2 separate regions of the Homo sapiens genome follow, and region 2 is linked to region 1. A link is an interaction called in ENCODE POLR2A ChIA-PET data of the cell type or tissue named here. Cell type or tissue: Panc1. All regions are shown on one strand. Links, peaks and the distances in the headings refer to the core of each region. The heading gives the core; the rest is flanking DNA.

What was found. ChIA-PET counts read pairs that join two places held together with the same protein. Peaks named below come from ENCODE experiments on the same cell type or tissue, not always from the same donor. Only the 100,000 strongest peaks of a DNase experiment are listed, where the experiment ranks them.
Region 2: POLR2A ChIA-PET joins it to region 1 with 8 read pairs; 2 of 35 experiments call an interaction of 5 or more read pairs at or near these places.

Annotation. Positions count from the first base shown.
Region 1 is chr11:80,883,425-80,889,715 of GRCh38, forward strand. No RefSeq gene overlaps it. Among named protein-coding and RNA genes, the nearest start is that of LINC02720, 120 kb to the left of the region's middle. In Panc1, for the core only: no CTCF peak of the experiment used is centred there; no DNase peak of the experiment used is centred there.
Region 2 is chr11:80,817,884-80,824,174 of GRCh38, forward strand. No RefSeq gene overlaps it. Among named protein-coding and RNA genes, the nearest start is that of LINC02720, 58 kb to the left of the region's middle. In Panc1, for the core only: no CTCF peak of the experiment used is centred there; no DNase peak of the experiment used is centred there; H3K27ac peaks cover 555 bases.

The DNA of each region.
Region 1 (6,291 bases), core at 1,363-5,362:
GAAGGTGGTTTTTGTAACATATTTTGGAAAATGCTGATTTAATATGAATAGCACATCATTTTTTGGCAAAAATGAGGAAAACAAAGCCAAAAGATGTTAGGTTACCTAGCCTGGACCATCTAGCAAACTAGTGGTAGAGTGGCTGGGTCCACTACCCAACCCTACTGTTTTTCTGGATTACAAAGATTTCAGAACCTTATATTTGATGAGGTTTCTGATGTGTTGAATTTGATTGAATGGTCTTTAGCGAACTCACGAGTTTTATATTTTTCCTTCTTGTTTTAACATATACCCGAGGAACTGGGTTCTCCTATAATTATGCAAAGCTTCATCTTCACTTAATTTCAACATTTAATCAAATGTTGCTTAGTATCCCTCCCTCAATCATTCCCCAGAGATACTGATTGCTTTACATACATCTCTACCATGAATGTTCTTAATTGTGAAAGAGTTTGAATGGATACAGGTTTTTAATTTGATTTACAAAAATCTCTTAAGTGGTCTTCATTGCCTTTAGTGGAAAGTATCTTTATTTCTTTTCTGTTTGAAGAAGTGTTAATTAAATACTTTGAGTTAATTTAAAATTAACAGTGGATATAATTTGATGTCTTTCTATTGAATCAGCAAGTTCTAAATGAAAACTCTCAGGTCAAGAGGGTTCCTATTTTAGGTGTGGTTAATCTAAGTTAATAGAGCATTTCTGAGAATGAATCATGTGCTATTCTATTATTACATTTTGTACAAAGAAAATATTGAAACAGAATCAAAAATATCAAAACAAAATGAATTGAAAGAGAACTGGCTTTCTCGATTCATTAAGTCATTCAAAAAGTCCAGGGGTACTGTTGGCATTCATGGAACTTGTCATCTGATAGCACTAGACTCACAGAACTGTCAGAGCTGAAAAATCCTTGGAAATAACATTGTTCCATTTCAAAACACTGAGTCCCATAAAAGGGAGTCATGAGTTCTTTGTGGCCCTCTCTCCAGGGTCTCACAGAGCTGCAATCAAGATGTCAGCCCAGCTGTGTTGCTTTCTGGAGGTTAGGGTCCCATTCAAAGTTCACATAGTTGTTAGCAGAATTCCATTTCTTACCGTCATAGAACTCAGGTCCCTGGGTTATTTTTTTGGTTGTTTTGTTTTGTGGGTTTTTTGTTTGTTTGTTTGTTTCTTGTGTTTTTTTTTTTTTTTTTTTTTTTTTTTTTTTTTTTGCTGCCCATCAGCTTTTTGTTTCTCACAGCCATTCATGGTTCCTTGCCACATGGCCCCTAAATGACATAACAGCTTCTTCAAGGGCAGTAGGAGAACCTTTCCCATTCCTCCCTTAATTGCTTACTTGATTCAGGTCTAACCAGAATCATCTGCCTTTTAGACTAATTCACTATCAACTGATTAGGGATCTTAGTTATATCTGCAAAACCCCTTTACCTTTGCCATGTAATATAACCTAATCAGACAGTGACATCTATTACATTTATAATTCCCAGCACAGTCAAGGGGAGAAGATTGTGCAGGGTGTGTTAACTAGGCAGGTGGGGATCTTGGGGCTGTCTTAGAATTCTAACTCTCCACCACACTGCAATAGCTTTCACCTCTTTTCAGAGGCAGACATATGAAGTTTTTGTTGCTTAAATTTCAGGTCTTCTTACTTGCATGGGCCACTGTAGTGTTGGAAATGACTGGGAGTTAGAGAGTGTTCTAGGCAGATAGAAGGAGTTAAGTTTTCATTTTTGTTTTTTTTTTTTTTTGAGACGGAGTCTCTCTCTGTTGCCCAGGCTGGAGTGCAGTGGTGCAATCTCCGCTCACTGCAAGCTCCGCCTCCTGGGTTCAAGCAATTCTCCTGCCTCAGCCTTCTGAGTAGGGACTGCCAGTGTGCGCCACCATGCCCAGCTAATTTTTTGTATTTTTAGTAGAGATGGGGTTTCACCGTGTTAGCCAGGATGGTCTCAATCTCCTGACCTACTGATCTGCCTGCCTCAGCCTCCCAAAGTGCTGAGATTACAGACGTGAGCCACCACGCCTGCCCGGAGTTAAGTTTTTATAAGAACGAATGTCCATATAGGTGTGTCTATGTCAGCATGTCTTGTTCAAGAAGGACCTAAAATCTCAAGTTACTTGTTTTAATTTTTTAAATTCCAAATAAATATACACTTCCTTACCTAATGGTGTATGTGGGTGTCTTCCTAAAGAAGGGCTCCTTTTTGTTAGCTTGTGGTCTCAAAATCCTGGCTCTGCTGCTGCTTCCTGCCACTCACCGTGACTGTTAGTAAAAACACTCGGAACTGTTTCCCATCTTAGAATTCACCAGGATTTGTCAGGTTTATATAACATAGCATAAGTGCTCAAAAATGCCAATACATAAATAAAGGAAAGCAAGAAAAAGAAGCAAAAAGGTAAAAGAGAAAACAATTTGTTTTTTGTTTGTTTGTTTGTTGTTTGTTTGTTTTGAGACAGGGTGTCTTCCTCTGTTGCTAGGCTGGAATGCAGTGGCACAATCACAGCTCGGTGAAGCCTCAACCTCTCTGGCTCAGGAGAACCTCCCATCTCTTCCTTCCTAGTAGCTGGGACTACAAGTGTGCACCAACGTGCCCAGATAAAATTTTGTTGTTGTTGTAGAGATGGGGTCGTGCCATGTTGCCCAGACTGGTCTTGAAATCCTGGGCTCAAGAGATTATTGCACCTCAGCCACCTAAAGTGCTGGGATTACAGGCATGAGCCACCATGCCCAGCTTACAATTTGCAAATCAGAAATTATTCTTTCCGTCTTGCAGCTACAAAACCTGAAGCGCAGAAGATACATATGTTATGTGTAGAATCACACAACTTGATGATACAAAATGGAACTAAATTCAAGTTTCTTTACAGGAAGTCTAGTTTCTTTCTATCATTGAGTTAATGTGACTCCTCACTAAATACACATCCCATGAGGTATTAATTCCTAATTGCTTGCAGAGGGTATATCAGCATAATGAGAAAATCTGTATTCTAGGTACACAGAGTAACATGGTACACAAATCTCATATTGTAATTCTAAATCCAGGGATCTCTGAGTTGTGCAGAGAGGCCCATAAGTCACCACCAGTCAATAATTGCCCTGAAAATATTACCCTAAAAAGCAGGGAATCTAAGGTAAAAAGGATAATAAGAAAAATAGACTGTGGCATGGCAGCTAAGTAGTCAGGTTTAGAAGTCAGATTGACAGGGAGAAGTGTGAATCTACTATTATCTTGGGCAAATCAAGCATATTTCTTTTCTGTAAAATAGAGATAATAATATTTCCTACCTCTTGAAACTGTTGTGCAGATTAATTTACATAATGCATGTGAAGTTCTCAGTATCTGAGTTCTAAAGTACCAGGAATAGCTCTCCATCAGTCTTAACTACAGATTGGCCCAAGCACACCTGTATAAACTGTAACCTAACCCTAAACTTTAACCCTAAACCTAACTCTAACTCTAACCCTAACACTAACCCTAACCCTAACCCTAAATTTTAACCCTAAACCTAACTCTAACTCTAACCCTAACACTAACACTAACCCTAACCTTATCCCTAACCCTAACCAATACTATTGTTGGATCTGTATAAAGGCTTCATTCCCATGCAACCTCCTATGAGTGCTTTCTGGATGGTTTAGCACTCTAGTTTGTCCCAGTGCCTAAAATGGACAAAAATTTGCAATGCAGCATTGTATGTGTAAATTATTTTATTGGAATTTGCTTATGTTTCAAGAATGGATAGTTTGATATATTTTTACAACTAAAAACATACATATAACTAGCACCCTAGACAGCTCTTGTGTTCCCATCCAGTCTCTATTCCCAGCCCTCACCCAGGGCTAACTTCTGTTCTGACTTCCAACAACATAAATTAGGTTAGCTCATTTTGAATTTAATATAAAATTGATTCTTATTGTATGTTCTCTATTTTGTCTGATGTTTCCCCCAATATTAATTTTGTGTAATCTACATTTGCAAATGTAATTGGTGATCACCTTGCTCTCACTGCTTTATAGTATTCTGTTGTGTGAACATACAACTAATTTATTCATTTACTATTGGGCATTCATATAGGTTTTGATTTGTGGCACTTATGAACAGGGTTTCAATAAACATTCTAGGATGTGAATATTGGCAAATACACATATACATTCTGTTGATATATCTAAAATTGGATTGCTGAGGGTATATATGGGTTCACCTATAGTATATATTGTCAAATAGTTCTCAAGATGGCTGTACCAAATTACACCCCCACCATTAGAGTAGGAGAGTTCTGGTTCATCCAGTTGCCAACACTTGGTATTTTCCATCTTGTTCATCTTAGCTATATTCTGGTGAGTACATATTAGTATAGCATTTTTTTTTTTTTTGTAATTTACATTACCTGGTGACTAATGAACTTGAGTACTTTTTCATGTGTTTTAATATCTATTTGGATATCCTTGTTTTTGAAGTACCCAAGTCCTTTGCTCATTTTTTCCATTGCCTTGTCTGCCATTTTCCTATTGATTTATAGACATTGTTTATATAGCCTAGATATAAGTTATTTGTCAGATATATGTATTATAAATATCTTCTTCTAGTCTATTTTTTTGCTTTCCTGATAACTAGATGTTCTTAATTGTAATATATGGTGACATTTATCAAATTTTAAAAATTTTTATGGGTTCTATTAGCTCTGTTACAAGTAACTTCTTCTTTCCTTTCCCAAATAGTAGGAGTGCATCAAAGTTCAAACAGTATAATTATGGAATGTAATTTTATTGCTGTCATACCAGGCCTGTGTTTCCCTTTGGTCTACTGGAGGCCTGAACTGATTTATCTTCCCTTAAGTTACCCAAAGTCTCTCTTATTTTACCATTTTCTTCAAAATTAATTCTAACCATTAACATGTATAGGAGAATCATCAGCTTTAGCAGGGTAAAATAGCATCACTTAGTAATTTAGAAAGAGAGTGGGGTAGACAATAAGGCAGATGATAGGGAGAAACAGTATATTTTGAAAGGGCTGGGAAGTTGTAAATCATATCTGTATAAATGTAATTGAAGTTAAGTAGTTAAGTAGCATATTAAGAAACTTGACCTATGCGCATGGTATTTAAGAAACTTGACCTATGCATATGATATTTAAGAAACTTGACCTATGTGTACATACAGGATTGACACTGTGACCTACACATTCATTTATTAGCTACCTACTATTTTATATTATTCTGATAGTTTTGCCTAATATATATTTGAGTATTCATTGGATTTACGTTTGTCCAAATAAAGAACTGAAACTTATTTCAGCCTAAAAAATTATTACCCACATCATTCTACTATAGAAGGCACACAGTCGTTTCTGCGAATGATCTCAAAATGAAGTGGGTAAAATAAATCTCTACAAACCTGACACGAACATTTTGCAGCATTGTAAAAAGCAGTGTTTGTTTCACCCAGTATTCTTGGAACATAGGGACATTGAACATTAGGAGGAGAACATCTTGACAATAAGAGGTGCCTGGAGCTAGGTCTCAAAGAATGAGAACTTCTCCAGGTAGAAAAAATACGGTAGCTTGTTCGTTAAAAAAAAAAAAAAAAAGTCACCTCACCAAAAATAACCCAGAAGACAGCTCAAATAAAGTCCTATACTTACTTAAACCACCACTTCAGGCAATGGGGTTTGTGAGCTTTGGACACAATCACACATAATTCATGGAAAAACCTGCAGTTTTAGACAAAAGGAGAGAAAGAAGGTTTTGCTGTCTTGTCTGTCTTTGGTGCATACAGACCATGAGATATCTCGGAGAATCCTTGGAGGAAAATAATGCACAGGGTAATCTTAGCAGCACAGCTGATGGGCCCTGTAGGCAATATCTGAGGTGAGAAGTTAGACTCCAAGACCAGGCATCAGATTCTTCATAGGGCATAGTCTGGTCTTAGACACTATCTTGGACAAATGAATAACTGTATGTAAAATCTGCCCCAAAGGCTGAAACTTTTCATTTATATATCTGGTCCCTTAAAAATACTCAAACATGCCCTTGTTAACTGCTATCCAATCTAAACATCATGCAAGCCACACATAAAATGTTAAATGTTTTAGTAGCCATATTAAAAAAATAAAAAGAAACAGGGAAAATCAATTTTAATAAGATATTTTATTTAACCCAATAGGACTGAAATATCATTTCAATATAGAAGTTATTAATGGGAATATTTTACATTATATTTTTAAATATGGAGTAAGTCTTCTAAATGAAGTATGTATTTTACACTTTAAAACACATCTCATTTTGGGCTAGAC
Region 2 (6,291 bases), core at 1,296-5,295, 66 kb before region 1:
CAGACCGGCAAACATGCTCAGGGCATCTCACCCATCCTACGTGGAGCTCTCCAGAGGTGCATTCACATAATTCTATCGACTCTATTATAGCCATGCCTAGGCTTGCCTTCAGCAGCTCCAATAATAGCAAACCCCTCACCTTCAATCACAACTTGTTCTATTAACAATCATAAACTTTTTTAGGAGCTGAGGAAAAAAATTGCGTGTGTGTGTGTTTGTGTGTGTCTATAGACTTTGAACAACTTGCTGCTACAGTTTTACAGATAAAATTAAGACAACTCTTTAACAAAAATGAGAAGTGAATTTTCAATATACTAAATGGCAAGGAAACTTGTTTTTCTTCTCTTTCTGATAGAATAACAATACTGTGAAGAAACTAGAGTTCTTTTAGTTCAACATCACTGTTTTACAGGTGGGGTACTGAAGTCCAGGAGAGGACTACACAGACAAATAGGCTATTTCATGGACAAGCCAGGACTAGAACATCCATCTGCCTAATCTCCCAGATCTCCTTTCCCCATTCCACCTCCTCTTTATCTGGGAAAGATTTTATTGAGTTTTTTTTTTTTTTTGGCTCTCTCACCTTCCATAATATTCATATATATATATATATATATATATATATATATATAGAGAGAGAGAGAGAGAGAGAGAGAGAGAGAGATTATGGAAGGTGGAAGAGACAAAACAATTTATTACACATATAATATATATAATAAAAACAATTATAACATTATATATAATTTGTAATACATATAATTTTATAATTACTTTAGTGATAGAATAACATTCAGTAACATTACTATATTTACCACATGTCCTCAGTCTCCTGCCCCATTCACCCTCCAGCCTGACTACACACACAGCAAGCAATAATTTAGCCCTTCCCACTACCCTGAGTAGAGCTTTTCTCTTTCCGACTGGTTCCTAAGGTCTTCGTGACTGATCTATACAATCGGCTTGAAAGGACAGAATCTGAGAAGCAGAGGAGGGGAGAAAGAGTTAGGGAACACTATTACAGTCGTGTCACTTAAAAATGGGGATACATTCTGAAAATATGTCATTAGGTGATTTTGTCATTCTGCAAATGTCAGAGTGTACTTACACAAACCTCGATGGTATAGCCTACTATATACTTAGGCTATATGGTATAGCTTCTTGCTCCTAGGCTGCAAATTCGTAGCATGTTACTGTGGGCAATTGTAACACATGGTAAGTATTTGTGCATTTAAACATATTAAAACATAAAGTATGTACAGCAAAAATATGGCACAGAAGACAACAAATGGTACACCTGTATAGGGCACTTACCATGAATGGAGCTTGCAGGAATAGAAGTTGCACTGAGTGAGTCAGTGAGTGAGTGGTGAGTGAATGTGAAGGTCTAGGACATTATATACACTACTGTAGACTTTATAAACACTGTACACTTAGGCTACACCAAATTTATAAAAAATAAAGTAACTATGCTACAAGGTTATGACCGCTGAAATGTCACTAGGTGACAGAAATTTTTCAGCTCCATTGTAGTCTTATGGGACCACCTTCACTTATGTGGTTTGTCTTTGACCAAAATACTGTTATGTGACATGTTATGTGACATGTGACACCAATCTACAAGAATCCAGAAAGGAAAAAGGCAGAAGCTATGAGATCCTTTTTGGCTGAAAGAAGACAGACTTTTAGTGGTGGAGGGTGCAGATGGAGAGATGTCAGTTGAAGCTCCAGAGGATGCTTACTGCAAGAGTACATAGGAAGGGACACTTAGGGTTATGGCTTAAATCTCCTTTATAATCAGTAAAGAGTAAAACTTTGTTATTATTGTTGTTGTTATTACTGGTAGGCCTGTTTGAACAGTTTCAATAAACATGGCCTTGCTATAAAAGCTTTGGTTTTACTTGAGCTAAAGGAGATAAACAAATTAAAATTCTTGAACAACTAGGTTTAAATGCATTTAAGAATATTATATTCTAGACTGGGATTTGTCAAGCCAGGGCACATTTTTTTTTGTATGGCTTATGCTCTACATGATTAAAGGGTTATACAAACAACAGCCAAAGCATAACTGGCAGGCAAATCCTAAAGTATTTATTATCTGGCCCTTTACAGGAGACACTTGCTGACCCCTGTTCTAGACGAAGGGCAAAGAAGGCCTTTTTACATTTCCTAAATCTTTGAGTTTGAACTTTCCCTTAAAAATGAGTTGGAAAATTGGTCAGATGTAGAAATTGGGACTTGGGAGACCAAAGTGCTACTCTATCCAAAGTGAGACTGACAATCAGGAGTGGTTACAGCTGAGAGCCCAGGTCAGTACTGTGGGAGGAGATTAGAATGCAGAGATTATGAGGACTCTGTGGCTGCTCTCAAGAGGCTTACAGGCTAAGGACAGCAGATCCAACATGGAAGCTTTTCAAAGTTTGAGAGGCATTTCTTGAAAAGGGATCTGTTAATTTTAACGTAACGGCCAACAAAGCTTTGGAGTTAAAGTTAATCTTTTTGAACAAGTCATATGACTCCAACAGTTTCTTTCTTCACAGAATGGTCACAAAATTGATAACTTTTTAAATAATATTATTGTGAAAATTAAAGTACTGACCTTTAATATTACCTGGCGCAGACAAGTGATAGGTAGAAATTATTAAATTGTAGGTGTTTAATTCTTTGTGACTTAAAAGAACAATCTCCAGTTCATACAACAGGTTGTGGAGCAATTGACAGCTTTGAGACAGCTCAGTAAGACAGCTGAGAGGCAAATGATAGAGCTATTTTAGTGGATAAGAGACATGGGATGCTTAGTTTCTTCCCCAGGTAGTTTTAGATGCCCAGATGGAGTGGAATTATCATTTCCATTATCATCAGTGTAACTAGTGAAAGGATATATACATAATTGTCTCAAACACCTTGCTTTTCATTTCTTACAGCTGAATCCCCAGCGTTTAGTTAATATCTTAACTGCAGAGAGTCCCCAAAGGACAAGGGGTCCCAAGAGGTCTGTAAGGGGTAAAGGTGTCTATAGTGTTTAATACTCGGTTAAAACAAGCAAACATACAAAAACACATAACACAACAAACACAAAACTGAAAGATTAATCATTTGTTACAAGCTTTATAAAAACCTCCCTCTGACCTTCAAAATGTCCATGAATCCCTATGTCATATAGCCAAGGGTTATTTTTAACAATTTAAGGAATGGCCAAATAAATCTTACACTAGGCACATGGGAAAGATGATCTGGATATCATAGCATCATTTCATTTTATTAATACCTATATTTGAGTAAAAGCTGAAATAGGATTTGTTACGCCAGATTCTCTAACAGCATAACATTATTTATACTGGTAGGTATGGGTAAGTAAGTGAGTTAATGTTGCAGCATTTTTTAAAGCCAGCTGTTCCCCAAGCAAGGAAATATCTGGCTGTCAAAAATGATCGATTGTATAAAAAGAACCAAGCTTTGCAAATTTCTAAACAAGATATTCAGTGAAGTTCTCCAACTACCTAAACAAGCTTATTCTAGCAACCAAGTTGTGAGACTAGGAGCTTCGGTTTCATGCTTATAGATATGTTTTCCTTACCCCAGAGTGTCAGTAAATCGAAAATGTCACAACCCTTGGGGCGCATGAAAAATGCATATTATTTCACATCTGTTTTTCACTTGATCCCAACGGGCCTGATATTTCTCCAAATTGCTATGTGGAAAAACCAATTTAATTTGATTGAGGTATCAACAGAAACTTAAAGCAAAGTAGAATACTTGCTTTAAGGTTAAAATGGGAAACTTTGCTTTGTATTGTTATTGCTGAGAAATGCTTCTAGGAGAATTGTTCTTTATTTTAAATTTATTTTCTTTGCTTCGATTACAACTTTGACTCATCTCTTTAACATGTAGTTCGAGAAGCCTTCCAAAATTTCATCAAAAATATTTTTCTCTTTTCTAAAAACCGTAAAGGCATATAATGGAAAGACGAAAGCTTAGAAATGGATAGACTGAGTTGAAAGCACAACCCTGTTTTGTAATAGCTATGTAACTTTGGTGAAGTTATTTAACCTGAGACTCATTTCCTCTCATACAAAATTAGGTATGGGATACAAACACCTTAGTAAATATAAATGCCCAAGCAGAACCTAAGCAATAATAATTCTGTTCATTTTTAAAAACAAATGGACAATTCTAATCAGTTGAATGAAGCCTTAGATGATAGAAAAGATGACTGATACTGGTCCCTGCCTGTTTGGTAACAATGTGATTTCATTTTTATAAACATTTCTATGTATCATGACTCTTGTCTTCACATATTCTACAGTTATCTGCAAAGCATGGTTTTGACTATGAGAACATCAAAAATCACTCCAAATGCGGGGAATGTAAAAATACAAGAACTGTATTGAAGGGAAATGTTGGTGATCTGAAGGAGGACGGAATATAACCCAATCCATCAACCTCTGATCATCTCTACACTCTCGCCAATCTCCTCAGGGGGAGGCATCAGATTCGATCAAGCACAATCCATTTTGCAGAAGGGCTGTGTGTTCACTGATAAGCGTGCTCAGCGACAGGCAGAGCATTGTCTGCAGCTTCTCCCTAGAGCACTCGCTGGCTATTTATTTCACTTTTCCCCTATCAAGCAAAGACATTTACTAAATTTTGCTTTATGTTGTCACAGGATTCCTTTGAAAAGCACCCTGTTTGGAGCCGGCTGAAAAGGTTGGCAAAGGCGGATGCCTTGTGACAAGCTCACAGGGCTGTACTGGCATATGTGGGATTTCTTAGGGAAAATTATCCCTTCACTGGGCAATTAAAATCCATCTGGTTACTCTGCCAGCTGAAGAATTCAGCGAATTCAGTGCCAGAAACTATCAGGTGTGGATGTCTCAAATTTCCTTTGAATGAGATGTTGGGAACATTCATCCCTCAATGATGTATCCCTTGTGAAATATTGTTAAAAATACAGAATAGGAAAAGAGGGTCATACAATCACAGAATTGTTTATCAGGAGTTCTTTACCATTTTTTGTAATGTCAACCACTTTGGCCATCTGGTAAAGCCCATGGACACCTTTCTCAAAATAATATAAAATACATTTATATACTTGCAAAGAACAAATTATATTTAAGTAAATTATAAATATTTATTGGTAATTCAAATAATAAGTTCAAGAGCAGGACTGATAACTAATACAATTTCAAAATAGTGGTAAGTATAAAGGTTATCTCAATATACATGCAGCATCTTTAACATGATACAAAATTATTTTTATTTCTATTGGTGATAAAGTGAGAGGAATCGTTAGCACTATTGAATTCATTGCCCACATTTATAAAACAATGGATATTTAAATTTCAATTACTAAATCGATAATGATAAAGGCATTATTTCTTCATTCATGTATATGGTGCTCCATTTATGAACATCTAGTGGGAAAAGCACTGGTCTCAGAGTGAAAAGACTTGGGTCGGCAATGTAATGCCACCACATTCTAAAGGTATGATTTAGGCAAGAGAGCGTAAGAACTCTTTCTCAACTTTATTTCACAGGGAGTTTTGTAAAAATTGAGTGATATAATAACACCAATAATAATATTTATTGAGAACTTACCCTGTGGCAAGTACTATGCTCATTGCTTTAAAGGCATTAACTCAGGACATATAGGAGAGAATTCTTGATACAATCCAAAATTGTATCCAAATATATATACAAGGTTCTTACACGAAACAAGATATCTTAGAAAATCCATTTTAGCCTAGACATTTCATGGCAAAAACTTTAAAGCCTGAAGGAATTCCAGAGGAACTTATACTGATGTTATATTGGTATTATTTTAGCAGAAGAAAAGGAACTTGAAGAGATCTATGGTCATTTTGTTGGGTGTCGCCCTGAGGAACAGAGGGATTGCACACCAGAAAATTCCACACTGACACTATCAGGCTCCGGCCTGTACTACCAGAAAATTCCACACTGACACTATCAGGCTCCGGCCTGTACTACCAGAAAATTCCACACTGACACTATCAGGCTCCGGCCCGTACTACCAGAAAATTCCACACTGACACTATCAGGCTCTGGCCTGTACTACTGCTCCTGTCCAAAGCTCTTTTTTCAGTATAGTTTTGAGGTGATGGTGGTTGGGGTAATCATAAAAATATCCAACCATATAGGCACAGACTAGTCAGAAAGGACTCCTTGACATTTGGGAAAAAAATGCCAGTATTGAGCAAAAGGCTTAATACCTTAAAAATTCATCCCAATATCATTTAAAAAAACTTAAAGTAGAGAAACAGAAAAAAAGTCCTA